2 separate regions of the Homo sapiens genome follow, and region 1 is linked to region 2. A link is a loop called in an ENCODE intact Hi-C map of the cell type or tissue named here. Cell type or tissue: spleen. All regions are shown on one strand. Each heading gives the region's core, and the rest is flanking DNA. Links, peaks and the distances in the headings are about the cores only.

The links. Hi-C counts contacts between places; a loop is a spot of excess contacts. Peaks named below come from ENCODE experiments on the same cell type or tissue, not always from the same donor. Only the 100,000 strongest peaks of a DNase experiment are listed, where the experiment ranks them.
Region 1: it touches region 2 in a loop (2.7-fold over the local background); 27 of 110 quality-filtered maps call a loop at or near these places.

The regions. Positions count from the first base shown.
Region 1 is chr3:30,312,079-30,327,967 of GRCh38, forward strand. No RefSeq gene overlaps it. Among named protein-coding and RNA genes, the nearest start is that of LINC01985, 200 kb to the right of the region's middle. In spleen, for the core only: a CTCF peak has its summit at 7,805; a DNase peak (open chromatin) is centred at 7,843.
Region 2 is chr3:30,698,298-30,714,186 of GRCh38, forward strand. No RefSeq gene overlaps it. Among named protein-coding and RNA genes, the nearest start is that of TGFBR2, 100 kb to the left of the region's middle. In spleen, for the core only: no CTCF peak of the experiment used is centred there; no DNase peak of the experiment used is centred there; H3K27ac peaks cover 958 bases.

The DNA.
Region 1 (15,889 bases), core at 3,524-11,523, 390 kb before region 2:
TGCAAAGTGCTTGCTAATGACTTCATAAATGTGAAAAAAGAAGGTACCACCGCAAAAATTATTTTGTGTTTATAAATTGTTCAGGTTACAATCTCAAATAAGGTAATACTATGATAGCTTCACAGATTGCTTGGGGGTTGACATTGGCCTGCTTAAATCTCATAAGGCAGAATTATAATTTTTGATCGATACTTCCATTCCCTAGGTTTTGCCATTTAACATAGCATTTAAGCATTGGAAGAAATTCTTTTTGAAAATGCTTATTGATTATTTTTACTTCCTATTTTTCTAAGGTAAGAAACAACCAGATGTTAAGAAAAAAAAATTAACACCTCGCTTTTAACTTAAGATGGAAATGATGACTTCCTCTAATCCCCACCAGACAGAATATACTTTTGAGATTAGCAGTCTAGTGTGTGGCAGTTTTTTCTAGGAGGTTTGAAGGGTAAAATAAACTCTCTTGGATAGTACTCATTTGTTCACAATTTGAAAAAGATTTTATTATAGAGCTTCTCACACCAAATTGTATTTTTGTCTGTGCTTCCATCTCTATTTTACCTCTGGACAAAGAGATCCCAGCAGGGTTATACTTGTCTTAGTGAGGGACAATGTTACACAGAGCCTAAGACGGTAGATAGTCAATAAGGTTGTTGAATAAACAAAAATGAAGGAAAGTTGAAGAAAATATACCTGGAAATGTCTTAAGTATATATATTTTCTGCTGAGATGAAGGTAATTGAAATAAGTTAGGGGTCCTATAGTTTGAGGGTCAAATTCATTGGTTACCTACATTTTAAATAAAATTTTATTAGAACTTCGTCATGAATAGAACAGAATAGCCATGGTCATTTGTTTTCATAATGTTTATGACTGTTGTCACACTACAATAGCAACTGAGTGGTTGTGACAGAGACTGTATGGACCAAAAACTGAATATATCTACTACCTAATGTTTTGAAAAAAAAATTCTGAGACCTGACTTAAAAAGAAATAAATCACAAAAGTGAGTAAACAACAAGTAGTTATTGAATGCTTGACATATGCTTAATACTATTGCAGGATTTGCAGTAGACACAACAAGATGCATCTTATCCCTCTGAGTAGTAGGTCCTTTAACCACTTGAGGGCACTGATTTGAATTATTGTGCCAATGAAGGGGGTAGGCATTATCCATGTGATGGACTAAAATGGATCCCATTGAGATGGAATGGCTAGTAGAATCAAAGAGAAGGTGAGCAGAGAGAACCAAGGCAAGCGCAAAAGTAACATTTTGGTTAAAACAATGACAAATGTCCTCCAATCTCTCCCATTCCTATTTTCCTGAAGGATTATTAGGGAAGACATTGCATTCTGCATTCACTGTAGTATAAAAAGACTGGAACCCTTTTACTTGGATATTGAATGAAGGGGTGATCTCAGAGGGCTGAAAAGCTTGGCGACAGTTACATTACAGATATTTGATCTCTCTTACATATAGTTTTTTTTTTTTTTTTCCCTAGGCAGAGTCTTGCTCTCTCGCCCAGGCTGGAGTGCAGTGATGTGATCTTGGCCCACTGCAACCTCCGCCTTCCAGGTTCAAGCAATTTTTCTGTCTCAGCCTCCGGAGTAGCTGGGATTATAGGCAAGTGCCACTACACCCAGCTAATTTTTTTGTATTTTTTGTAGAGATGGGGTTTCACCATGTTGGCCAGGCTGGTCTCAAACTCCTGACCTCGGGTGCTCCACCAACCTTGGCATCCAAAAGTATTGGGATTACAAGTGTGAGCCACTGTGCCTGGCCTATCTTTTTATATTTTATTGAAGACATACTTTGAATCAAAGGGTCATGCTAAGTGCTTTATTATAGACATTATTTAATTTTATTACAATTTTGTGTGCTAAGCCTCATTATTTCTACACTATAGTTACATTATCATCATAGCAACTTCCTAATCCACACAGTGTATGAGTCAGTCAGGATAGGCTAGGTAATACTTCAGTAACAAACAAGTCTCACATCTCAATGGCTAATACAACGTAAGTTTATTTCTTGTTCATGTTACATGTTTGCTGTGGGTCAGCGGGTGTCTGCTTACTGTAGTCACTCTCAGAACCAAGTTGACAAAGGATCCATCTTGACTCATGCTTTTGCCCAGCAGGCATTGAGAAAGGAGTATTGTAGCATCTCCTGCTGCCTATAGCATTTTCCATCCAGAAGGGACACATATCATTTTCACTCACATTTTATTACTGAGATTGGAGCCCAATTTGTCTGATTCTTTTTACCAGTTTTCATAGTTATATAATTCATTCACATTAATACAATAGTGTACTTCATAGGCATGTTTTCACCCAAATTCTAAATATACACAGGAGTAAGCTGACATTTACTAGTTCAAGAAATATTTATCAAGTGCCTCTATGAACCATACACTGTCTTAGACACTAGGAATATAGCAAAAATAAAAATAAAAATACCAAACTTCATTGAGCTTTTATTCCAGCAGGGACAGAAAATAAATACATTAAACACTTAATTTAGTAAATAAAACTTAGCAAAATACATAGAATAGTTGGTGATAAGTGCTATGGAAAAACTAAAATATGACAGCAGGTAGAAGATGGTGGGGGTTGGTAGCTGAGGTGCCTCTCTGTTCATAGAGCTCATTTACATTTGGGCCTGGGCATCACAGAAACGTGGGAGGCCCGGACAATTTGTGCTGCCTGAAGGAAACTAGCATAAAAGGCACATTTGTATTATTTCTGGTAATCTCAAGTCCAATAAAGGCATTGAGGCTGTGATTAGTGGAGAACTGGGAGAAGCAGAGGTCTTCTCAGTGTCATCCAGTTTTCTAAGACGCTTTCTGGATGGAGAGTGAGTAGTTTGTAGGAGGGGAGGTTGCACAATAACATTTAAAACTTGGACACTTCTATGTCTTCTTAAATATAATATAATTGTGGGCAAGGAAATAAAAGTCCCTTAATCTTAAAGGGATATGATGATGAAAGGGGAAGGGGTCTGTTTGGCATTTGACAAAAAATTCTGGGCATATACCTTATGTGAACAGAAGTTAGAGATAAGCCTGTGGGTTTGGCTGGTAGTGGATTGCAATGTTTCTCTTCATTTATAATAAGAAACTTTGTAATGAGTTTTTCTAGCCCAAGTTTTGGTTCTTGTTTCTGTCTTCCTGAAAAAACTATCTTCCATTTGCACACTTCCACTCCAAAGCCCTCCAGCCCTTTCAGCGCTCCCACTGGTAGCTGATGGGGTGCTTTAAAATCAAATTATACTCCTTACTTTCAGTAATGCCTTTCTGTTTTCCCCTGCAATTTTTCCAACTTGCTATCAATCTTTATGTTAAAGGTTTCCAGCAAAGTGTGTGGATTAAAAAAAAATCCCCTTTAAAAGTGGCTTTTTCTATTAACCTGGCTCATCCCACCTTGTCAAAGCACTTAGTCGTGAGATAGTAACTCCCTCAAAGTCCTGGCTCAAATTTCAATTTACCAGTGACCTGGGGTGGATAAATCACTTTACAATTGTAACAAAGAAGGTTCCTCTGGGAATACAGAATTATTCATTTTCTGCCCAGCTATGGAGTAAGAATTTGAGACTTTCTTAATATTCGAACAGTTAAAAAGAATGATACAAACATTCCAATCAAGTGACCGTGGTCAGCTAGACACCCAGGGGCAGCTGATTTCTAGCACATCTTTAGAGCTCAGGCTTCTTTCTGAAAGGCCAGAGCATAGTTATGGTTCTTCAATTGCACCCCCATTCCTAAGCCAGCATTCCACCCCCTAAACCTTTCAACCTACCTCACTCCACAATGAAAATATAAGAGTGGTCTCTTACTGAATGCTTGCATGTACCAACCATTGTGCTATGCGTTATGGTACATTGCATAAATAGCCACAATTGTTCAGACCTCCAGGTTTTCATAACCATTGCCATGTGACTTTACAGTTCCTCTCGTGGAGGTGAAATGTACTTTCACTCCACTGATGTTGAATTTAGTCATGTGGTTTGCTTTGGCTAATAGAATATGGTATAAGTAATTATGTGCCACTTCCAAGCCTAGGCCTCCAGAAATCTCAAATGTGTCCATTCTTTCTCTTAGACATCTGCTTCTGCTATGAGAACAAGCCTGAGCTAGGTACCTGGATCATGAGAAATATGTATCCCCATTTCTTAAATCAACGTAATAACCAGCCAATATCTGGTAATTCTTCAGACATGTGAGTGAGACCATGCTAGACCAGCCATCCCCCAGTAAGCATGCCTCTGATAGCAGATATGTGATTGGACTCAAGTAACACTACCCAAGCCTGGGCCAGGTCAGCAGCAGTGTCAAGCTCACCCACAGGCTCAGGGTAAATAATAAATGAGTTTTATGTGGGCCATAAGTATTGATATTGTTTCATGCAATAATTGCTAACTAGTAAGCACTTTATAAAGATTAGTTTGTTTAACCCTTATAATAATCTTATACAGTAGGCTCTATTATGATTCATATCTTACAGAAGAGAAAACCAAGGTTTAGAAAATTTAAGGATCACACAGCTGTAAAGCGTCAGAACTAGGATTCTAAACCCAAATGTCCAATAATTCAAAATCTTACCTATGTTTCATCATACATCACTGTGAACCCCTCTCTCCTTGCTTTTTCATATTTGCTTATTTAGAAAGGGAAGGGTTCAACTTTAACCTGTTGAAATTGCTAAACTCAGGCTTTTCTCTTCAAGATGAAGAGTTTCATTGCATTTTATTCAGAACTTCAAGTCTTTCTGACTTTCCTTGTGCTCTTTGTTTTCTTGTGAAACTTATCTGAAGCAACTGTTCATGAAGAAACAGGCACAGGGCATTTCTGAACACTTACGGAAACTTTTTTTTATAGTAATAACTTGTTTATGCAAGTAACACTGTTCTCTGCTCTAAAATTTCCCAGTGACTCCTCCTAATGAATGAACCTAATTAACAAATCTCATCACTCAGCCGGAAACAAGTTTTTTCCTATGCTGAACAACTAAATGGACAGGTCAATATATACATAGTCACCAGGGATGGCTTTGGGAATGCAGAAATGAAGCCTAGCTGTGAAACTGCTGTAATTCCACGGAAATAATGGCATGATCTTGTCATATTGCTTGGGACTAACTACAATGATTCTCCACAAAGTTGCCCTCCATCCATGCATCTTTCCCAGAATAATGGAATGATTATTCTTTATTTTTATAAGATACACATAAGAAATATTTTCACTCTCAAGAAACATCATTAATTTTATCCTTTAGTACAATAGATTCCAATACATAAACTATCTTCTTTTCAAGTAGTCGTCTGTTGTTAATTTGATTTTCATATTTACAAAGTTCAGTACTAAAGGTTTCTTTATTTCAAGCAATTTTTGTTTTAAACATGTAATAGTTGCTATTTCATTTGGTTCAATATTTGTAAAAGTACAAACAAGAAGTTTCAACATTTCTAGCATGCCATAGAGCTTGTCTATGGCTTAAGTAGAACGAGGAAAATGGTTATTATCTTTCTTCTCACAGATAGAAAATCTGTTATATTATATATTTCTATAATAACTTTCCAAACACAAAACTGAGGAGTGAAAAAACTGAATGCTTGTGATGCCTGAATTATTCACAGCTTTTACGTTTGTTCTTTTGTCAATAACAATCGCATGACATTTTCCTGATTTTCCATTCTATAAAAAGTTGAAAAAGTTGACATTCTTCTTTTGACTCATTCTCACAAAATGAGAACAATTCCTCAATAAGGCTTTTCTTGACAGACTCATAGCCTAAGTATAATTAAATAAGTGAAAATTAAATATAGTTTTTAAATGCTATCTTTTTTAATGTTGTGAGTACTAATACACCAAATAATTTTATGAAGATCAGAAATACCATATAAATGTTTTTTACCTTGTATTATTATTTTACTTTTGTAAATATATTCTGATCCTAGAAGAATATAATATTCTTCCCAAGTTATGTAGCTAACATAATCTCATAGCATTAGTATTTTCTGTCAATCATTTCTCCATTCATTTCATTGTTGAAAGGTTCTTAAAATTTTTCAAAATCACTATTAATTGTTGTAGCATTTTATGGTTGGAGAATAAATGTACATTTATAATCAAATAACTGCCAGAGTTTCATCGTATGTACAAGAATCAATGAATCAGGATGAAATACCTAGCTCATTTTACTAACTTGGCGATGCTGTTTCAGTATGACAGTAATGCATGTGATCACGTGACTGTGCCCAACCATGCTGAAGGATATCAGATATGGTATGAAATTATACATGAATCTTTAGCCCAAATCCTTCAAAGGCCAATGCTGAGGCCAAAGGAAAAGAATATATTTTGGCTGAATACCTAGGCCAGAACTCAAAATATTGATGCATCCTTGAATAGACTTTGTTGGGAGACAAATTTTAGACTATGAAAAGATATATTTTTTAGAATGTTTGATTTCCATTTTGTTCAAATAAATACATCAGAATGTTTTTACACTTATTGCCCCTAAATTAAAACCACAGTAGTTTGTATATGCCTACCATGGTTCAGCCTTGCAAGTCAAGCATTCTTTCCTATGAATAAAATAACTGACACAGACAAATAACAAAAAGGTTGATACAAAAAAGAGCATGAAAATCATCCAGAAAAGAAGTAATAAATAACAGGATAAAATGGGTAAGTAAAGACCAAGGCAGTGCCAGTCCTCAAAGATCTACAGTCTGGGTGGGACTTTGGGTAAATAGCCATTTCCTATTCAGAGATACTGTCATGGCCACCACTGACTTATCAAGTGGGTGTCTTTCTGTGCCAAAGCTTGGCCAGTGGAGGTAGACTGGTTTTAGTTCCTAAATCGGTCTCCCTAGGCTTGTGCTCTTGCACAGTGGTAAGTCTGGATAAGGGGTACTATATGGTACCAAACAGTGAAGAAATAAAAAAAAAATGGCATGTAACACCATTTTGAGGGATCAGAATGATTCTGAAGAAGGAGTCTTTAGTGTAGGCTGACTTTACTGTCTGCAGGCAGGACCAATGACTAAGTTGTGATGTAGACATAGAGAAAAAGAAAAGCACCTTGAATTTCAATATTCTCCTTTAAACTTTAAAAATTAACATGCTTTCTGAATATTTGAAGTCCCAATTAGGAATTCATATATTGACTCCAATGAAACTCATGTTGGTGTCACTTAAATTGTCACTAAAATAATATATCTCTTATATTGTTAAGCCAGATGATTAAAATAGACAGCTTTACGGTCAAACAAAACTTTACATCTATGACTTACTAGCTTTGTGATGTTGCCCAAATTATCTACATTCCTATAATCTCAGTACTATCTGCTCTAAAATGAGAATAATAGTAAGGTTTATGAAATGATTAAATGAGATAATACATTTAGAGTAGGGTCAAAATTTAGTGCAACACAACCTAGAGTGTACATATGAACTTTAGTTTCTCTATTTCTATAACAAATACAAACCTTTTCTTCTGTTTCTGTTTCCACTGACAGCAGAAGCTATTTCCAGTTATAAGTAATAAAGTCTTTCCTACTGTAAACAATCTTATTTGGGGGTAAAATGAGGTTTTCATTTCTGTCTGAAAGAGCTTTCTCTTCTCCACCTTCCTAAGATGGCATCTGGACACATAGGAAATCTCCTATAGCCTCAGGGAATCTCCTGCCTTCATGCTATGTTTCTCCATGGCTTCACTGACCCATAAATGAAATGTAGCTCATTTTGCCTGTTTTCTAGGCATAGAGTTCTGACCTCCTTGCATTCTCTTCTGAAGTGTCACAGATGCTGTAACTCACTGGCTGGCCTCTTGGAGCAGTAAAGACTTCATTTCCCCACATTGCTGCTTTGGCACCAGTTCAGATATTTTTTACTGAGCAGATGGGCAGGGACTCAGCACTCACCTCACACCTCATGACTGACACCTTCTCAGTCACTGTCCATTTTGTTCTTGGCACTCATGGGAGGGTGCACTGAGTTACTGAGGGTCACAAGCTTTATCTTTACTTTAGTATTGATTCATTCAAATCTCTTTTCTTCTCCTATATGAAAAGCTTTTACCTGCCTTTTCTCTTTGGTGGAAACTTCCCAAATATTGTACTCTCTTTATAATTCTTTATTCTAAGGTTAACCCCCTTCTGTTTTCCTGGCATGACAGTATTCATGACTTAAGTGTGAATTCTGAAGGAGCTACAGGGGAATAAAATGAAAGGGATTACTGAAAATCCACAGAGGTGTTGACCTCAAGATCCTCCTTTTCTTATAACCTAAGAGGAAAATGTAAGTAAACAAACATTTTAAAAAAACAGCTAAAATAAACTAACAGCAATCATGAGGATATAGAAAGAGTTTGTTGCCAGTAAGAAAGATTGAAAATGTTAAAAATTAGCAAGGCTGAGTGTGGTTGAAAAAAATTCTAAGAGGGATCTCAAATTCCCACTCCCTTGTGTACACGCATGCCTTATAATCCCCTAACCTACTTTAACTGGGTAGAACCAGTGAATATAATGAGATGTCACTCCTGTGATTAGGTTACTAATTAGTTGACTTGGAGTTAGCCAAAAGAGATTATCCTGGAAGGTCCTAACTTAATCAAATGGAATAAAGTGAGGAGTCAAAGAGAGAACCTGCTGGCCTGGAAGAAAGCAAACAGCCATGTTGTAAATGACCTATGGGGTTCAGGAAGTAAGAACCTGAAGGTGACCTCTAGCTGCTGACAGTGGTCCATGGTTGGAAGATAGTTATAAAATGGGGATTTTAGTTATACGCCCACGAGGAAACTAAATATGACAATTTTCTAATAAAGCGAACAACTTGTTCCTAGCTCACCAGTGGTGAGTGGAGGTTCCAGCAGAGCCATTCCTGACTCTTGATCCATGGACACGGTATGATAATCAATGTGTGTGTTGTTTTCAGGCACTAGGACTGTAGTAATTTGTAACTTGTCAATAGAAAACTAATGTTCTGAGGTATTATATCCAAATATAAATAAAACTAATATCCAATCCCTGCTTTCCAAAGAAATATGTAAGAGGCAATGGAAGGAAAATGGAAAATAAACACCCCCTCCACCACACACACACACACACACACACGCACACGCAGACACAGACATACACACACACACAAACTCTTACAATAGATGTCTAACTTGGAAAGAGGTGAGAAAACAGCTACTTTGATCAGTTCCAAATGGAAAGATAACAATTTCCACAAAAATCTTAACCACCATGACTATGTCTGAGTTCAAGCAGAGCCAAAGAAAATCTACAGTTTTAAATTAGAATGAAAAAGAGGAAAACAAATAAACACAATTAGAAATAATAAAGGGAATGTTACTACTGACCCCACAGAAATGAAAACAAGCATCAAAAACTACTATGAACACATACACACACACAAACTAGAAAACCTAGAAGAGATGGATAAATTCCTGGACATATACAGCCTCCCAAGACTGAGCAAGGAAGAAGCTGATTCCCTAAACAGACCAATAACAATCTTCAAAACTGAATCAGTAACCAATAGCCTGCCAACCAAAAAAAGCCTGGAACCTGATGGATTCACAGCCAAATTCTACCAGATGTACAAAAAAGAGCTGGTACTATTCCTATAGAAACTATTCCAACAATTGAGGAGGAGGGACTCCTCCCCAACTTATTCTATGAGGCCAACATTATCTTGATATTAAAATCTGGCAGACACAACATAAAAAGAAAATTTCAGGACAATATCCTTGATGAACATTGATGCAAAAATCCTTAACAAAATACTGGCAAACCAAATCCAGCAGCACATCAAAATGTTAATCCATCATAATCAAGTAAACTTCATCCCCAGGATGCAAGGTTGGTTCAACATATTGCAAATCAATAAATGTGATTTATCACATATATGGAACTAAAGACAAAAACCACATGATTATCTCAATAGATGCAGAAAAGGCTTTCAATAAAAGTCAACACCCCTTCATGTTAAAAACACTCAATATACTAGGTATTAAAGGAACATACCTCAAAATGACAAAAGCCATCTATGACAAACCCACATAAAACATTATACTGCGAGGGCAAAAACTGGAAGCATTCCCCTTGAAAACTGGCACAAGACAAGGATGCCCTCTGTCCACACTTCTATTCAACACAGTATTGGGAGTCCTAGCCAGAGTGATCAGGCAAGAGAAAGAAATAAAGGCATTCAAATAGGAAGAGAGGAAAGTCAAACTATATCTGCAGATGACATGATTCTATATCTGGACATTTTCATTGTCTTTCCCCAAGAGCTCCTTCAGCTGATAAATAACTCAGCAAAATTGCAGGATATAAAATCAAAGGTACAAAATTACTAGCATTTCTGTACACCAACAGCCAAACTGAGAACCAAATCAGAAAGGTAATCCCATTCACAATTGCCACCAAAAGAATAAAATACCTAGGAATACAGCTAGCCAGGGAGGTGAAAGGTCTCTACAATGAGAATTACAAAACACTGCTCAAAGAAATCAGAGATGATACAAACAAATGGAAAAGCATCCCATGCTCATGGATAGGAAGAATCAATATCATTAAGATAGGCATACTGCCCAAAGTAATTTACAGATTTAATTCTTATCAAACCATCAATGACATTCTTCACACAACTAGAAAAAAACTATTTTAAAATTCACCTATGGAACCAAAAAAGAGCCTGAATAGTCAAGAAAATCCCAAGCAAAATGAACAAAGCTGGAGGCATCACATTATCTGACTCCAAACAATTCTACAAGGCTACAGCAACCAAAACAGCATGGTACTGGTACAAAAACAGCCACATAGACCAATGGAACAGAATAGAGAGCCCAGAAACAAGGCCGCACAACTATGATCACCTGCTCTTCGATAAAGCTGACAAAAAACAAGCAATGAGGGAAAGACTCCCTATTCAATAAATGGTGCTGGGAGAACTGGCTAGCCATATGCAGAAGATTGAAGCTGAACTCCTTTTTTTTTTTTTTTACACCATATACAAAAATCAGCTCAAGATGGATTAAGGGTTTAAATGTAAAACCCAGAACTATAAAAACCCTGAAAGACAACCTAGGCAATACCATCCTGGACATATGAATGGGCAAATATTTCATGATGAGTAAACCAAAAGAAATAGCATCAAATGTAAAAATTGACAAGTGGGATCTAGTTAAGATATTCTGCAAAGCAAAAGAAACTATCAACAGAGTAAACAGACAATCTACAGAATGGGAGAAAATATGTGTCAACTATGCATCTGACAAAGGTCTAATATCTAGCATCTATGAGATACTTAAACAAATTTACAAGAGAAAAACAAGCAACCCCATTAAAAAGTGGGCAAAGGATATGAACGGACATTTCTCAAAAGAAGACATACATGTGGCCAACAAGCATAAGAAAAAAAGCTCAACATCAGTGATCATCAGAGAAATGCAAATCAAAACCATAATGAGATACCATCTCATACCAGTCAAAATGGCTATTATTAAAAAGTTAAAAAATAGCAAATGTTGGTGAGGTTGGGGAGAAAAAGGAACATTTATACACTGTTGGTGGGAGTGTAAATTAGTTCAACCATTGTGGAAAGCAGTATGGTGACTCTTCAAATAGCTAAAAGCAGAACTACCATTTGACCTAGCAATCCCATTACTGGGTATATACCCAGATGAATATAAATTATTCTACACATGCACATGAATGTCCCTTGCAGCACTATTCACAATAGCAAAGACATGGGATCAACATAAATGCCCATAAATGACAGACTGGATAAAGAAAATGTGGTACATATATACCACGGAATACTATGCAGCCATAAAAAAGAACAAAATCATGTCTTTTGTGGGAACATGGATGGATCTGGAAGCTATTATCCTTGGCAAACTAATGCAGGAACAGAAAACCAAATACCACATGTTCTCACTTATAAGTGGGAGCTAAATGATAAGAACCTATGAGCCCAAAGAAAGAAACAGCAGACATTGAGGTCTACTTGAGAATAAAGGGTAGTGAGAGGGAGAGGAGCAGAAAAGATAACTATTGCGTACTGGACTTAATACCTGGGTGATGAAGTAATATGTACAACCAACCCTTGTGACATGTGTTTACCTATGTAACAGGCCTTCACATGTACCCCCAAACCTAAAAATAAAAGTTAAAAAAAAAAAGAAAAGAAGGAAAATAAAGAGAAAAAAACAAAAGGATGTTAATTTCCCAATCTAATTGTCTCTGGCAATAAGTAGTGATGTAAAACCCAAAATTTGGGATGTAAAATCCCCAAACTAGAGATTTAGCCAAAGAAAAGGTGAAAATGAATGAAAATAAGCTAAGATTCTCAGAGGTAGCAGGTAGTGGGGGAAGGGACACTCATAAAATTCTTCCCAAATCATAAAGAGAGCAAGAGCAGGGCAAAAGGAGAAAGTGGTCATAGTTACTGGAAACAATGGGTTAAAATAGGATAAAAGAACAATCTGGCTGACTCAGGAACTGAATGAAAAGCTATAATGCCTCAAGTTAAATTGAAAACATTATTTGTGTCCGAAAAGTATCTTTTCACAGGACCAGAATACCATGGCTAATATCTACTTGCTCTGTTTTGATTGCTAAGTGCCTGGCTTTCAGGTTGTAAATATTTTGACTAGTACCCCTGGATACAGTCTGACAAAGAGTAATAAACTTGGCTATAAAACATGTGAGCAATGCTCAGATTCACTAATAAAAGTGCATCCAACCCCATGCAGTCCTTCCCACCAGTGAGATGTTGGTAAATGTTTAACAGCTGGCTCTCTGGGCAGAGGTAGGGAGGACTATATGCACACATATATATATGTTTATAAAATTTGTACTCTTATGAAGAATGCATAGCATAAAAATGATAAACTTACAAACATTATTTACCAGTAATAATAAAATACACAATACATTCCATACGGCCAAATGATTTTTAAGAATAGTTTTGTTGAATTTTGTTGAGCTCTTGTGTTCATGGCCAAGCTATGGTTGTACTCAATGAGTGTAGTTTCAACATGAATGTTTATTGATGTTTTCTTTATTTGTCTAGTAAGAATAAGTGAAACAATAAAGATAGCTTTCATCTGTCAATAAATTGAGCAAATTCTTTGTGTATTGGGTAGTAGTTTCCAAATACTGAAAAAATATTTTCTCAATTTTCCGTTATAATGACAAAACATACAATGCACATTTATGTTTAAGATATGTTATTAACATTCTGTCTTCTTATTAAATCTAGATCATCAACAAAACAATAAGCCTAGCTCTGATTTGTAGTATTTGCCAATTTTCAGGACGTGTAAACTGCCACCATAGCTGATTTCAAGCAACGAATGTGACATCACTGAAAGCACAAAAATGGTCTTAAATAACCTCAATAGTATGGATAATAGAAAAATATAGTAAAGTAATCAGGATGGGGGAGTTTTTAATACAATGCATTTATTTTTAAATCAATATGATTTAATTTTTAATAACATCTGTGTATATTTAATAACCAACTTGCAAAAATGGAATAACCTGCTCTCATGAGCTTGTATGAGCAGGCTGCAGTACACCACTGCTTCCCACTCTACACTATCTTCAAGTTTTAAATTAGAAGACAAACAGTTTACAACTGGATTGGAAAGAGACTCATTGAGGATCCACCCACTCTGTTTTAGACCTGACACCACTGCCCAGTTAAGAGTATCCAGCATAAAGGAGTGAGACAAAGAGAGGGAAAGGTCTAATACATCTCTCCTAGCATATGCAGTAAAATAATGGGAAAACAACTATACTATACCAAAAATACATGAAGAATCTATTCTTGAAGAAAAGATAAGCTTTCAGAAAAGAGGGACGTTTCCTAGAGGTGCTTTAAGCTATAGATGAACTAAATAATGTCAGGAATTTAAGAAATAAATGTTTAAAGATAAGATAAAGAAATACCAAGCAAAACAGCGAGCAAAATGAGATAAAAATAAAGATTTTCTTGATAAGAAAATAAACGGAGGCCAATAACAATACAACTACAGATAAATTTTTTAATTATTTTTAAACAAACACCAGTAAGTAAGCATGGATGACAGACTGTTGACAAAGAGAAAAAGCTAAAGATAGCCATTTAACATGCAAGAGGGAAAGGACTTATATAGTAATCCAATTCAAGAGAAAAAATAGATATTACAGCAGACAAAGGTGATTCACCAAAAAGTTAACTGGCATTCTTAAAGATGAAAACCCAAAAATAGAAGAAAAAATATCATCAGTGTCATATTAAAAGATTTCACTGAAATAAGACAAAACTAAATAAGCAAATCAAAAGAAAAATTAATATAAAAGCTGGCATGAAGATACCTTCTAGACAAGCACTGGCATTAATTACCAAGAATAAGGAATTCTCTAGAATTATTCTGGGCCCAGACTTCTCCAAAACAGCATTCAAAGGAACAACAACAACAACAACATTTTTTTACAGGAAATAAAAATATGACCCTGAAATATGATGCCTAGTCAAGTTGTCTTTCATGGAATAGCCAAAATGTAGAAATTTTCAAACATGAATGAATCTGGTAGCATAATACCAAGTAGCCTGTTTTTAAAACAAACAGACTTCTAAACATCCAGACTTCTCTGGACAAAATCCAGACAACTAGATGATGGAAGAAGACACAGTGGAAAAGGGATCAATAGTAAACACAGAATATAAAATCATGGGAAATATATAATAGGAGGTAAATGTTATAAATATTAATAATGTACCAATAACAAACAATAAGTAGAAAATGAAAGGCAAAGGAAGATAAAAAATATAAGAACATTTTCTATATATAAGCAATGAATGAGTAGAATCAAAATTAAAAATTGTCATTTATATTGGCACCCTAATAAATAAAATACTTCGGCATAAATGTAACAAAATATATACAAAATCTATCTGAGAAAAACTATAAACTTCTGATGAAATGAATCACATAAGAATTATATAAGTGGAAAGACATTTTATGTTCCTGGATAAGAAAACTTAATATTGTCAAGATGTCAGTTATTCCCAACTTGATGTATAGATTCAACACAATCCCATTCAAAATCTCAGCAAGTTATTTTATGGATATAGACAAACTGATTCTAAAGTTTATATGGTGAGAAAATAGACATAGAATAGCAAACTCAATATTAAAGAAGAACAAAGTCAGAGGATTGACACTAGCTGACTTTATTATAAAGCTATAGTAATTCAATGTGGTATTGATTTTTTAAATAAAGGACAAATATATTAGTGCAACAGGAGAGCCTAGAAATAGACCTACACAAATATTGTCAACTCATCTTTGGCAAATGAGCATAGGCAACACAATGGAGAAAAGATAGTGTTTTCAATAAATGGTGCTAGAACAACTGGACATCCACATGCCAAAAAAAAAAAAAAAACCCCACTATTCTAGACATCAACTTTACAACACTGATAAAAAATAACTCAAAATGGGTCATAGACTTTAATTTACAATGCAAAACCAGAAAACTCCTAGAAGATAAAATAGGGGACTTCAGGCATGGTGATGAATTTTTGATATAACACAAAGGCACAATCCATAAACGAAGCAATTGATAAGCTGAATTTTATTAAAATTAACAAGCCATGTTCTGTGAAAGACAATGTCAAGAGAATGAGAATATAAGTCACAGACTGGGAGAAAATTTTTGCAAAAGATGTAGCTGATAAAGGACTACTATCTTAAATGTATACAAAAATTCTTGAAACGATGAGAAAATGAAAAATTGTATTAAAAAATAGGCCAAAGATCATAGACATCTTGTCAAAAATTATATACAAATTTCATATAAGCATACAAAAAGATGTTCAACATC
Region 2 (15,889 bases), core at 2,674-10,673:
CAACTTGAACCCAGGTCTCTGTCAGTAAAAAACTGTCTACTCTTCCAAACCATTTTATCTATCCATATTTATTTCCTCCATCAAACATTAGTTGAATGCAATGTGGTGTATCACCCAAGGTCGGCTGGCATCTTGAAAACAATAACTATGTGTTACTCAGCATCTTAGCACCTAGCAAAGAGTGGAGAATATAACAGTCTTTCAATTAAGTTTTGTCGAAGAAAGAAATGAAGGCTCTTGGTCTTTAGAAATTCACAAATCAGCTGAGGAGACAGACATACTAACCAACAGCATATGATCAGCATGTTCTAATTGGTACTGTCTCTGGAATAAAACAGCTGGCAGCAAAAAATGTCTGACTTTTGCAGAGAAACTCCTAATATGAGTTTGACTGCTGTCCCACATCTACCTATGTGGTCGTAGTGCTGTAGTCACTGTTGTTACCCTAAGAGGACAGCCTTGTTCCTCCAGGTCTCTTACAACTCTCTTTTAAGGAGCTCGTATTAGATCCCTAGAGCTGCTGTAATGCATTGCCCAAATCTTGTGACTTAAACCAACAGAAATTTATTATCTCATAGTTCTGGAGGCTAGAAGCCTGAAATGAAGGTGTCTGCAGGCTTCACTCTCTCTGAAATTTTTATGAGAACATTTTTCATGTGATTTAGAGCCCACCTGGGTAATCCAGGATGATATCATCTCAAGATTCCTAACTTAATTACACCTGTAAAATCCATTTTTCCAAATAAGGTCATATTCACAAGTTCTGAAGACTAAGGCATGGACAGATCTCATTGGAAACCATCATTCAACCCACTGCAAAGCTTTAGCCAATTCCCAGCTATGAATTCTTCCAAGATGAAAGGATACCAAGCTCAAGACTCTCCCTTGTTCATTTGAGGCCTTCCCAAAGATGACTGACATTTTCACAAATTTTATTTGGTTTCATTTCCTATCTTAACGAAAACAATGATAATTTCCTATCTTAATGAAAAAAATGATAATGTTTATACTGTATGATAATTAAAACATCATGTAAAGATTACTCTTTATCTAAATGTTTGCACATACTCTTTGAACATCCATCATTTTTCCAGCAGTTATGATTTTTTCTTCCCAGGAATATGGGAATGAAGTGAAATTGACAACTTTTCCCCCACGCATTGTATCCTCTTTTAATGCCACCCCCTGTGTTTAACAGCCTCTGACACAATGTAGGAGCAATCCATGGTACTCAAAGAATATTATGGAATTTAACAACAAGTATATATATTTGTCTTGATCCAGTGTCTTATCTGATTACCTTGGGCCACAGGAATACCCTAGGTGAGAAGGGAAAGTTGGGTTCTAGCCCAAGTCCTGTTACTAAGTCTCTTAGCTCCATGACCCTTGGATATTCTAGTTATTATTACTACAAAACTTAGCGGCTTAAAGTAATCTTTTTATTTTACATAATTTTATGGGTCAGAAATTTGGGAAAGGCTTAGGCTGGAAAGTTTTCACTTGGAGTTTCTTCTACCATTGCAGTCATATGTCAACTGGGACTTAAATCATCTGATAGCTCAGCTAGGCTAGATATCCAAGATGCCTCACTCTGGTGGTTAGTACCAGTAGTTGACTGGGATCTCAGTTGGGGCTGTCATCTAGGACAACGGCACATGGCTTTTCCAAGTGGCAGTGTTAAGACAATACTTTTAATATGACATCTGGCTTCCTCTAGGGTGAGTGTAGAACCTGTGGAAACTACACGGGTATTTATGACATAGCCTTGGAAATCATACAAGATCACTTCTCCCATACTCGATTGAGCCAAGCAGTTGCAAGTCACCCAAATTCAAAGCAATGGGACGTAGCTCCCCACCTCTCAATGGGAGATGTGACAAAGAATTTGGGAGCAATATTTTAAAACCACCACAGGTACTTTATACTATGTGAGTCTTGCTCTCCTCTATAAAATGGGACTACATTGTCTCTAAGACTCCTCTAGGGCTTAAAGTCTATGGGGCACTTCCCTTTAATAATCTTAATTTATAGATACTTACATTAGTATTTGTATTCCAATTCTTTTCTATCATAAAATAACCGTAGTACATAGAATTTTTAAAAATAGAAAAACAGGCTTAGTTTCAATGCCTAAATCTTTATGTATTTCCATATTTCGAGTTGTTTTCTGCGTGTTTGTTTGTTTGTGGTGCTTGTGTGTCTGTGTGTGTGAGTGTGGTGAACCTACCAGTACATCATTTTGGCATCTTTTCTCAGAATTAAACAAGCCAGGAAGACATTCTGACAGTTTGTTTTTAAAGACCATCAGTTGCCATTATAACTAAACATACTATACAACAGTAACATTTAATATCCCAATTAAATTGTAGTAGTTGTTGACCTCAGATTACAAACTCAGGTGGGCCAGAAATGTCTTATTTTACAATAAATCTGTTTTAATTTTGATTCTGAACCCCTGTCCTGCTGAGCTGGTAGGAAATATAGCCCTTCATTTTTGAGACAACCTTCCCCACTAACTCCTGAGGTTATATCATTCATCCAGGTCTCACACAGTTGGAACAAAGGGGAGGGGGCTGAAGGGTTTTGGTTCTCAATTATCCATGAAACCAAATTCACCCTGAAATGACCATTATCCTTATTTGCTGGGCTTGTTCAGGTCTGCCTCTCTTATGGTTCGTTGCCTTGCAGGGAGTTTGTGATTATTCTCCAGGAAACAGAATATCTCAGGTCTAGACTTGCTTTTTGGTGCACCACAAGCAATTTCCTTATATCCTCCATGTCCTCAGGGTCCTGCCATGGAACAGTAGGCAGGTGCCCTCTGCTCCAGAGATCCCCACAACTCTTTCTCCCTCAGGTCCTACAGATTCCATATCCTCTGCCTTTTGCCTTACCCAGGCTCTATTCCTGCTCGTTTCTTAGTAGTTTTTGATAGCCTACCAAAATCATTAGCAACCAAATAACTGCTTCACTTCATCCTGAAATTTTCCCTGGAGAAGGAAATATTTGCGTTCCATCTTTCTACTGCTTCAGAGAAAAGAATAACCAAATGACTATTTTTCCACAATAAGAGTGAATGTTCACATCCTGCTACAAAAGAATACATAAGGCTAATTTATATGCATTGCATATTCTCCAATATATAAAGGGAATCGCACTTCCATCAGATAGTTTTTTGAGTCTGTGTTTAACTGCTTCCTAAATCTTCTGGGTCTAACAGGAGAACAGCGTCTTTCATGGCTGATGACACTGAAGAAGTGCCAAAGAAACAGCAAAATGGCAGATTTAGTGTTTATTGTTGGGATAAGATAATACAGGTTCATAATCCCTATGTGCTGTTTCACATTCAAAAGCTCAGAAAAATCAAAATAACTTCTAGCTCATTAGGCTTCTAAACCTGACCTGAACTAATGTGAGGCTACTTTTAAGTCTTTATTTACCACACTTACGGTGCATATTTTTATGTTATATACCAGAAATATTAGTATGACTGATTATGGGAGTGTTACCTACTTCGTGCTGCAGGGTATCACATGTTGGGACTCAGAAAATGATACCCTGAAATATACTGCTTTGAACTTCCAACTGAGAGGACCTGAGGAGCAGCAAATGCTGAGTTCCTTATTTGACTAAGAGAATTTCCTTCAGAAGGCATTAAATTGTCTTGCCCCACCCCACCCTTCATCCCCATAATTTCATCAAACAGATGAGACTAACTCATAGGAAAGAAGATTGAAGCTGACTCCACACTTGGAGCTCATACAAACTTTTTCCCAGGCTATTGTCTGTTCTTCAAGCCCATTCACCTCCCCTAAAAATCATGTATTCTTCCTCAAAAATTGTCTATTATCTTCCACTTCCCTTTCCCCCATGAAAAGTGTTGAGGCTTATTCTGAGCCAATATGAGTGACCATGGCCTGAGAACCCAATATGAGTGACCATGGCCTGAGAACCATCTCAAGAGCTCCTTCAACAGTTGTGACTGAGCTTGTCAGGTTGCAGTTTGGTTTTATATATTCTAGGGAGACAGGAATTATAGGTAAAATCATAAATCTATATATAGAAGGTATACATTGGTTCAGCCTAAAGGGGTGGGATATCTTGAAGGCAGGGTGGAGGGGATGCTTACAGATCATAGGTAAATTCAAAGATTTTCTGATTGGCAGTTGGTTGAAAGAGTTAAGTTTTGTCTAAAGACTTGAAGTCAGTAGAAACAAAAATGCTTGAGTAAAGATAAGGGGGGTTGTGAGGGCCAAGGTTTTTGGTATGTAGATGAAGCTTCATAGATCACAGTCTTCAGAGAGAATAGAAGATAAATGTCTCTTTTCAGACTTTAAAGGTATCAGACTCTCAGTTAATCTCTCCTAGATCCAAGAAAAGCCTAGAAAGAGAAGGCCTGACTCCATTAATGGAGATTCTCTACAGATGCAAATTTCCCCCACAAAAGATGGCTTTGCAGAGCCATTTCAAAACATGTTAAAGAAAAATAAAGTAAAATCTGTTTATTTCCTTCAGGGTCTGCTATCTGTCATGTGCCATGACATGCTATACCAGTCAGGTTGGAATTGGTGTCTTATTGCCATAGTCTGTTTACTCAGTCTTATGATCTCTATTTTAATGTTAATGCTGGTCAGTTGCGCCTAAACTGCAAAGGGTGGGAGTATGATGAGGCATATCAGACCTCCATTCCCATCATAGCTGGGAATTCAGTTTTTCAGGTTTCTCTGGGTTCTCCCTGAACTAGAGAGGGTCTGTTTAAAGCTGCATTTGCAAACATTATGACAGTGAGACAAATCTAGCATGGCTGATTCCAACTTGCTTCTAGCCTCACATGCTGGCTGTTTTTACCCATTCTTGGCTATAGGCCAAGCTAACCATGAAAGGGGACTGAATTCTGCTAAGATCTACTTTCTGTAGTCCACTACTGCTCAGGAGTCACGTGGCTGGAGGTCACAAGATTTGTGACTTATTGCTCCTTTAGATAACATCACTATTGTAGAAACTAAATTGGCCTTTTGAGATGTTTTTTAGACTTTTGTGTCCTGGCAACCACTGACCCCACCCAGACTCAGGACTCAACTGGTCCTGTGGCCCTTCACCCAGAGTGCCCCTCCAGCACACAAGGACTATTTTCCATGCCCCTGTGATTGCATCCCCAGCTAATCAGCAGCACCCATTCATTAGTCCCCTGTCCACCAAACTATCTTTGAAAAACTAACCTCTGAGCCTTTAGTGAGGCTGGTATGAGTGACAACTGCAGTTCTCCTGTGTGGTCTGCCTCATGTCAGTTAAACTATTTCTTTACTGCAATACCACAATCTCAGTGAATTAATTTTGTCCATGTAATGGGCAGGAAGAACCCACCAGGCGATTACATGTTTAGTTAGCTGAGGGGGCTTAGGATTTTATTTTTGGTTTATAAGAGGGGATTTAAGCTTCAATCATCTGAATTGTCTTTGAGTTTTCATACTTTTTGTGACTCTGTGCACTTTCATCTTAATACATTTGTATGCCTTTTCTCCTGTTAATCTGTCTATTATCAGTTTATTTCAGCCGACTCAATTATCAAACCTTCAGAAGAGAAGTGTAAGCTTCCCTGCACACATAATATGTACCATATTATCTTTTGGAAAGTTCTCCAAAATTCTAGCTTTCCAAACCTATCTTATTCTAGGGATTTGAGATAAGGCTTGGGATATATATATATATATATATATATGAATTAGAAAGTTTCTTTTTCATGGTATTTCTTCATGTGCCCATTACAGGGACAGAAAAGATAATTTTTCCTCTACCCTTGTAAATTCTCAGCTGGGGCCTCAATATAAAAAGACAGATTAACAAAAGAAAAACAAATAGAAGTTTATTAACATGTATACAGTGACTTTTTCTGTAACCTCTGCCTCCCCCCCTCCCACCATGTTTATAGACCCCTGCATTTAAACCATCTGGGACTTCAGGTTTTAAACACGAGCTGGCTGAATCTTCTTGCTTGGTACCCTGCAATAAATGTATACATGGGAGACACCCAGGGACAAATGAGGAACTCTCAAAGAGATAGTTTAGAATTCAAGCATAAATACTATCTTCAGCTAAAGACAAAACAGAGAATGGTGTCAGGGAGGACGAGGTAACTAGGAAAAGTACAGTAAAGAAGAGTAAGTTTTGTAATGCAGATGTAAGTCAATACCTTCCCCACTGCTAAGAGCCTCTAGTGATTTACCCATCTTTCTCTTTCTTATACAGAGAGGGAGACACACTTAAAAAATTGAGATTTACTTTATAAATGCAAATTTCCCATAGAAAAGGGTTTACTTCTCCTTTATTTTCAGAGCTTCTCCTGTGTCTGCTGTTTCTCAAAATAATTCTGCTAAAGAGGCATATTTTGGGGTGTCATATTCTGGTCTCCTATATCATTCACGCTAAATCATGGGGCAGGATGATTTTCCGTTAAAGCTGAATACCAGGGAAGGCTTTTTAAAATTTCAAATGCTTGTGCTTCTGAACATCAAGAGGCAATCTGTGAAGAGATTCAAAGCAAGAAAGAAGACAGGAAACATAAGAACAAAGCTTCTTGTTTCCCCATCACCAAGTCTAGTTAAAATTTTCCAGTTGAAGGGAGACCAAGGAACTAAGATGAGATAAGATGTTCATGGGGCTGAGGGACAATGTGCTGCAGACTTGAAGGAACCATGCAGAATGAAGGTAAGTCATCATCCAGGGAACAGCCAGCCCCCACTGGAGTGGCACTTTATACTGTCAGCCCATGGGAACACCACGGATACTAAGTCAGAAACTCTAAAACTTCTGGATCCATTCAAGTGAGAATCATGTCGCTTGTGCCAAAGAATGACATCAATAGTCTTTCATACTAGCAACTGGTAAGAAGCGCCCATCCATAGCAGCCTACTGCCTACTTAATGTTAATCAGTACTGGCTCCAGTGGCCCAAGATAATTTTCTCAGGCCTTGACTGTTATGAATTAACCTAACTCAATTTTGCCAGTCAAAATTATCAGATTCATTTGGTTATCAGTAGTTTCAAATGCTTAGAAGCAGACTAAGGATACAAGACTCCTCCCAAAAACCTCCCCAGCAGGCTTCACTGAAAACAATCTCAGATTGCAAAGAAAGGAGTCACACAACTGAGACAGAGCAGGGACCCCTCTTAAAGGCCTGCAGCCCACCCCTCACCACCAAAGCGTGATAATAAGGGAATATTTTGACTTCCTTTAAGGGAAATTCCATACACCTAGTTAGCCCTGGGAAGTAAATGAGCGATTTGATAAGCAAGAAGACAAAAGTAGCTTAAAACAATAGCTAAAGCAGTTAGCATCACAAGATGTTTTGTTCCCTATAGAAATTAAAGATAACATTTTAACCTCTCTTCCTGAGTTGGTTTACAGAAATCCAAACTCCCACCAAACGGATCCATTGGCACATAGAACTCAGATAAGGGGCAATTGAGGACTGAACTCCGATCACCATTCTTCGTTCTAAATTTCTTCCCGAGGGAGGCAGTTAAACCCATGAGCTAAAGCTAACATTCTTTTCTGCTGATCCCAAATTTTAGACAAAGCTTTGCTTCTTAACCAATCACAATTCAGAAAGTCTTTGAATCTACCTATGACCTAGAGGCCCTGCTTCAAGATGTCCCACATTTTTAGTCAAACCAATGTATAGCCTCAATGTATTGATTTATGACTTTTTCTGTAACCTCTGCCTCCCCATCTTTATAAACTCCTACCTTTAAACCATCTCAGAGTTCAGGTCTTAAACATGAGCTGCCTGAATCTTCTTGCTCAGTACCCTACAATAAATACCTCATTTTCTCTCATCTCCATCCCAGTGTCACTCTTTGGCTTTGCTGCACTGGATTAGCAGACCCCGGTTTGGTTTTGTTGGGTACAGGCCCCCAAATCTGGCCATAAACTGGCCCCAAAACTGGCCATAAACAAAATCTCTGCAGCACTGTGATATGCTCGTGATGGCCTTGACGCCCATGCTGGAAGGTTGTCGGTTTACTGGAATAAAGGTAAGGAACACGTGGCCCACCCAGGGAGGAAAACCGCTTAAGGCGTTCTTAAACCACAAACAATAGCATGAGTGATCTGTGCCTTAAGGACATGTTCATGCTGCAGGTAACTAGCCAGAGCCCATCCTTTTATTCAGCCCATCCCTTTATTTCCCATAAGGAATACCTTTAGTAAATCTTATTATGACTGGCTTGCTGTCAATAAATATGTGGGTAAATCTCTGTTCGGGGCTCTCAGCTCCGAAGGCTGTGAGAGTCCCTGATTTCCCACTCGACACTCTATATTTCTGTGTGTGTGTCTTTAATTCCTGTAGCATTGCTGGGTTAGGGCCTCCCCAATTGAGCTGGTCTTGGCAGGTTTGATAATACAACCTTTACCACAACCTCAAGGAAGTTCCAAGTCTCTCTCTTTAGGTACCATCACCAGACCTCACACCTGAGACAAGAGCAACAATATTCTAAAGTTAGGAGGCAGCAACTTTACAGTTGGTGTTCAACAACCAGAATTTAGTAAATTAGTACCTGGACATTGTTTCAGAAACAAGCTTCAAATGCCATTGTAAAAGATCTGGATGTCTGAGCTAGCTGGATTCTATTCACCTGAAGATGGAAGGGATCTTCACAATATTTTTAGTCCATCCACATATTGCTATAGTTTGGATTTTTGTCCCCCAAACCTTATGATAAAATTTGATCCCCAATGTCAGAGGTGGGGCCTAATGGAAGTGTTTGGATGATGGGGGCAGACCTGTCATTAATGGCTTGGTGCCATCTTCATGATAATGAGTGATTTATTACTCTATTAGTTCCAGTAGGGAGCTGGTTGTTTATTTTAAAAAAAGGGATGGAAATGCCCCTCTCACTTGCTTCCTCTCTTACCTTGTGATCTCTGCACATGCCAGCTTGCCTTCACCTTCTGCCATGGGTAGAAGTAGCCTGAGGCTTCACAAGAAGCAAATACTGGCACTATCCTTCTTGTACAGCCTGCAGAACTGTGAGCCAAATAAACCTCTTTTCTTTATAAATTACCCATTCTCAGGTACTCCTTTATAACAACACTAACGTGGACTAAGACATACACCTTGAACACCAGTAATTTCAACAATGAGCACTTATTTGCATATCCATCATGATAATTGACAAAACCTCCACTATTGATATATAAAGGTAGGTGAAATGCTTGTAGTTACAGTCTCTGAAGTGTGACTTTTAATATACTAACTCACCATCCATAGAGTAATTTTTGAGATTGGGCAGCCATGCATCCTAGTAATGTGCATTAAAGCCATCATACACACACATATATATCAAATGCATGTGCTATACTATTTGAAAGTAAGTTATAGACTATAATTTATTAACTGAGGTCCTGTGTGGGTAACCTGCTTTTCAGTTTCCCAGAGCACTCAGAAGCCCTTCAAGTTAGAGGGTGGAGCACTGGATATCTAGAAGGATAATGGTGATGATATTTAGGTGAAATCTTCCCAGGTCCTCAAACTTCACAGTTGAACATGTTGGGAACTGAATGCAATCAGAAGAAAATCTCCTCCAAAACCAGGAAAGAAGTATATTATCTTCCATTCTTTCTGGTCAGGGAACAGACCCTACATTTGGGACAGAGCTCGATTTGTTGGAATATTTTTTCACTATAGCTCCCCTATGGACTACGCTGAGTCATGCTTTCTGCAACAAATGTCTCCATTGTTGGCACAATGGTCCAAGAAAAAGCTGTTAATGTGGCCATACCTTGTGGTTTTGTTTTATGAGACACGTAATCGTGTTAATTTGTTTTATGAGACAGGTAATTGTGTTAATATACAGATATTGTGTTAGAAAATTAAACCATTCATATACAAGTATTGTAAGAAATTAAACTATTTATGTTATATATTTTCACTAATTGATGTTAAATGTGGTTTCTTAAAATGTTAATATGAAATTAATAACTTAAATATAGAACATTCAAAATTTTATAAGGCAACAATATAGAAGTGATTAAGTAAAAAGATTATATGTCTTACATATGCATCTGTTGGGGCTCAGAAAATGATATCCCCCAAATTAAAGTATCAGAAGCAGTCTCAGAATCAAAGTTTCTCTCTGACCTTCTGCCTTCCTATCTCTCAGCCTCATTCTCTTCCAAGACAAATCATAGAAACCAGAATCTCTTTTCCCCAAAGTCAGCTATGAAGTTTAAAATTGTTACTCTAACTCTCCCCACCCACTTCCTTCCATGTAGGAAATGGCCATAAAGAAGGTGTTTCATCTACCTTGTTTGATTATGAGTCATAACACCCCTATTCCAGAATTCTGCCCTATGACAGAAGGAAATGAATTTCCTCCAATCAGTCTATTACTATTAGATCATACATTTTATTGGCCAATCACATTTCTACTCAGCTGTCCCTGCTTCACAGAAGCTAAATATAAAATAAGATAGTTTTCCCTGTGTATTAGTCAGGATTCTCCAGAGGAACAGAACTAATAGGATATATGTACATGGGAAAGGGAGTTTATTAATGAGAATTGACTCACACCATCACAAGGTGAAGTCTCATGATAGGTCATCTGCAAGCTGAGGAGAAAGAAAGCCAGTAGTGGCTTAGTCCAAGTCCCAAAGCCTAAACAGTAGGGAAGTCGACATGACAATGCAACCTTCAGTCTGTGGCCGAAGGCCTGAGAGCCCCTGGCAAACCACTGGTGTAAGTCCAAAGGCCAAAGAACCTGGAGACTGATGTTCAAGGGTAGGAAGCATCCAGCACAGGAGAAAAATGAAAGCTGGAAGACTCAGCAAGCCAGCTTATTCCACTCTCTTCCACCTGCTTTTTCTAGCCACACTGGCGGCCAGTTGGATGGTGCCCACCTACATAAAGGGTGGGTCTTCCTCTCCTAGTCCACTAATTCAAATGTTAATCTCCTCTGGCAACACCCTCACAGACAAACCCAGAAACAATACTTTGCGTCCTTCAATCCAATCAAGCTGACACTTAATATTAACCATTATACCCTATATCATTTGGTCATTTAACCTGGAGCCTCCTGTGTCATGTAAAACTTAGATTAAATAAATCTGTTATGCTTTTCTCTTGTTAACTTGTCCTTTGTAATAGGGGTGTTGGCTATTACTTTTAACATCCTCAGGAAATGCATCACACCTTTCTGTTCCTACATATCTATGCTTGTTATTTTATCGTTTCTGTATTTCTGTGTGCTAGATTGCTTCCCATTTCCCTTTTTCCACCATCGTGAATAATGCTGCAATTAATATTTTCATATAAGTTTGCTATGTTTTATTTTTCCTTAAGATATACTATAAGAGATTATGAGTATTTTTATGATACTTACGGTCTCTGGCCAAATTATTTCTCAAAAGTGTTGTATCCATTTTGATTCCCACCAACAACACGTAAGACAAGACATATATTTCACAGAACATTCACTAGCTTTACATATTAGCATTTTTAAATTGTAATAGTCCACAATTATGCCTCACTAATGTTATTATTTGTATCTCTTTTATTCATAGAAGGTTGAGTTTTTTCATATACTTGTTTAGAAATTATATTTCTGGGCTGGGAATTATATGTAATTTCCTGTAGGAGAGAACAGGTAGTACCTTATTGTCACCCATTGCAAGATTACTGGCTAAGATCCCTATAGCAAAAAAGCAGATTAACAAGAGAAAAGCATAACATTTTTATTTAGTATAAGTTTTACATGACACAAGAGCCTTCACAAATGAAGACGTAAAAACCCACAGAAATCTATGTATTTTTGTAGAAAGTTGTGCAGAAGCGTGGCTGGAGGACAAAGGAGTGTGATCTAATGGTAATAAACAGGGGAGAACTCAGCCAGACCTGTTTGTTTAGAGTCTTACTGGCTTCCCGGTATAGGGCAGGGCCCCTCTGGAATAAAAGTCTTATGTCCTACTTTCAAGGGAGGTAGTGTAGGGAATTCTTTTACGGCCTGCTTCAGAGGAGAAAGGCAAGAGAAGATCAGCGAGGACCTTCCTGTTTCTGCGGAGCGTTTTTGTCAATTTCCTTCAGCTTAAAACACTCATCATGCCAAGGTGACATATTGCCAATGGGTATTGTGTTCTGAGCCCTGACAATCCTTTATATATTTGTCTATGACACTGAAGTGATTTTATGAATTATAATATTTGCCAGAAATAATTTCCCACTGTATAGGGGAAAAATTTATTTTACCCATCACTAGCTTCACTGCTGAAGTCTCTGTAACAACAGACAGATTGACAAGAAAAACGCATGCAAATTTATTCACTTATAAATTTTTTGTGACATGGGAGTCTTCAGAAAGGAGGACCTAAAGAAACAGGGAAACCTATGTATTTTCATGCTTAAGTTTGACGAAGAGTGGACAGTTCTGCAAATGTATGACTGCACAAAGAAGACATAATCTTACGGTAATAAACTGCGGGGAACAAAGCAAGGCCTGTTTGTTCAGATTCTTCTCTCTCCCTGTGTCTTCAGAGATAAGGATGTTCCTTCCTCTGGGCATAGGAAGGGTACCTCTCTGAGGGTCTTACGACCCACTTCAGGGGAGAAGGGCGAGCGAAAGTTGAGAGGGGCCTTCCTGGTTCTTCTGTTTTCTCAAATGTCAAGGTGACATATTTTGAGGGTAGCATGTATTAAACCCTATCACCAGACTTTCATTTGCTTTTTAATTTTCTTAATGTGTACTTAAAACATTTAAACTGAAAAATATTCGTGGAGTATAATCGCTCACTCTATTTCCTTATGAATTCTCCTGTTGCATTCATATTTAGAAGAAAAGTGTCTGTCCAAAGATCCAGTAAACATCCACCTCTATTTTCTTAAAGATTTTCTATGGCATTATTTTAAAACAATTAATTGCTTATTCTCTCTAGAATTTATTCAGGTGCATAGTGTGGGCTTGATGGAAGATTATTTATGTTTTCTAATTGCTAAACAGATGCCCCCAACATCATTTAATGTGGAGTAAGAATGAGGAAGTTTCATTTGTTGTCAATTTGTGCTACTTCCTTAAAGATGCAGTACATTTGTCCTTGCAATGGAAACTTCTTCTGGACTATTTTGCTCCATAATTCAGATTTCAGTACAAGTCTGCTGTAGATAATATTACTTCTAATTAATGTTTGTATATTTTAATTCCAGAACAACAGAAAAATTATGGCTGTTAATGTTTTTGTGTTTGTTTTTCTTATGCTTCTTTTTTATCTAATCATAAATTATTTTATTAGAAAAAAATTAAAAAGTCATCACATACTCAGGCCTATAGCATGTATTCAGAGTTAATAAAGGTATTTTGTCATGTTTGATTCAGAACTTAGCCTTTCATTTGAAAAGTAACAAAACATTACAAATACACGAACATCTAAGTAACTGTCTTTACTTCCTAGTCCTGTCTCTATTGACCCTCCAAGAGTCCAGTTCTCTTTGGCTTAAATGTGGATCTTTCCTATCGATATATGTGTCTAAAATCTAGAGTGTTACTTCCTGTACATGTTCTGTTTAATTTATGTAAATGGCATTTTGTATATATTGCTCTACAACTTTTTTAAAATTTAAGATTACACTTTTGAGAGCTATCTATGTTGATCAATATCAGTCTAATTTATTCATTTTAACTGCTGTGTAGCGTTATCACACGAATATAACAAAATTTCTTTACTTGCCTTACTCAAAGACATTGGGTTATTTCCAATGCTTTTTATAATTACAAAGTGCTGAGTAGACAGACTTGATCTATTTTACTAGAAGAGGAACTATCAAGGTTAATTAACTGAAACAAAACAATTTAGATTATAAAATTCACTGAAAAGTAAAGATTGAACATAATTAGTGAAGAAACAGATAGTATAAAGAGTAGAAGACAGTGTAATTGTAACCTCAAAAAGGGAGATACATCTGTCAGTTTAAGCTCTAACAAAATATGTCTAGAATCTGTATGCTGAAAGCTATAATAAACTAATGAAAAAAGAAAGATAAACATAAAAGAAATGCTAAACTCTAATCATATATCTCTAGCAAGAATATTCTAAAATTTATGTAGAGATGCAAAGGAAATAGACTAGCCCAAACAATTCTGAAAAAGAAATAAGTTGGAGGGTTCATACTATCTGATTTTTAAAAAATACCTATACAGTTACAGTCCTCTGAATAAGGAACCCAGAAATAGACTACACAAATACAGTAACTTATTTTTTAATAATTTTCAGAGAAATCTAAATAAAAGAAATGGAAAAAAAATCTCTTACCAATCCATAAAATCTCTCCCTTCACAAAGGTAGAAGAGAGGCCGGGTGCAGTGGCTCACACTTGTAATCTCAGCACATTGGGAGGCCAAGGTGGGCAGATCACTTGAGGCAGGAGTTTGAGACCAGCCTGGCCAACATGGAGAAATCCGATCTCTACTAAAAATACAAAAATTAACTAGGTTTGGTGGCGCATGCCTGTAACCCCAGCTACTTGGGAAGCTGAGGCATGAGAATAACTTGAACCCAGGAGGTGGAGGTTGCAGTGAGCTAAGATCGTGCCACTGCACTCATGCCTGGGCAACAGAGTGAGTGAGACTCCATCTCAAATGAAACAAAACAAAAAACAAAGGTAGAAGAAAAAAAAACAATTTTATTATTCCATAAGCATTAAACTATAATGTAAGGAGCATCACATGCAACTGGCTAAGGGGATTGTAAAAATGGAAAGAAATCACACCATTTTGTATAGCAAAGCAGATGCAATCCATTACATACATGTGAATTGTCTTTATCAAAAATAATAATAAAACTTCTTATATTTTTGTGAAAAGCAGGAAGTTACACTAGGAGTCAAGCACGTAGGCTGAAACTCCCACAGGAACAGGAAGACAGAGCTCATCTTCCTCGATGTTTGCGTTTCAAAAAGAAGGTCCAAACATCCCCAAGAAAAAAAAATAACTGAAATGAAAAACTAGCAAGAGACTCATTTAGCTTTTAAAGAGATTTAAATACGTCTCAACCTGACACATAAAACATTTGCAATCTATTTTCTAAAGGAAGTGCCTATCAGAAAGAAAGGGGGAAATGTTTCCTCTCTCTTTTGGCATGAGAAAAATTACATTTTTAGGATTTATATTTATACTTTATACAATATACAAAGACAGCTGAGTGGATAAAGAATAGTCCTTTCTAAATAGTGGAAAAATTACGTGTCATATACAAAATATATGAACCTCAACATATACCACACACCTTATACAAAAATGAACTCAAATGGTTTATAAAAATAAATGAAAAAGTGTAAAATTATAAAACTTATAGAAGAAAATACAGGAGAAAATCCATGTGATTTTGAGGTTAGAAATGAGTTTTTTTTAAGATATGATACCAAAATAGAAAATTAATACATTTCAGTTGATTAAAATTTAAACTTTCATTTTGTGAAAGACACTAATAAGAAGACAAAAGGTAAATCACAGGTTGGGAGGAAATATTTGTAAATCATATACCAATAGAGGACTTTTATCCAGAATATATAAAGAACATTTAAAGCTTAATATGAAGAAAACAAAAACATTAAAAAAAGGGGCAAAAAACTGAACAAGAACTTTATCAAATAAAATATACAATGGTAAATAAGTATATTAAAAGCATCTCAACATTATCAGTCATTACAGAAATGCAAATTAAAACTACAAGAAGGCATAGGATTCTGCAAAGATGGTGGAGTATGTAGCATCAAAATCTGACTCCTCAAAAGTCAACAATTGCACTGGCAGAATTTGTCTGATGTAACTATTTTGGAATTCTGAAGTCTATTGAAGGCTTGCAACTTTCAAGGGAAAGCTTAGATGGCAAATTGCTGTTATTTTAGTC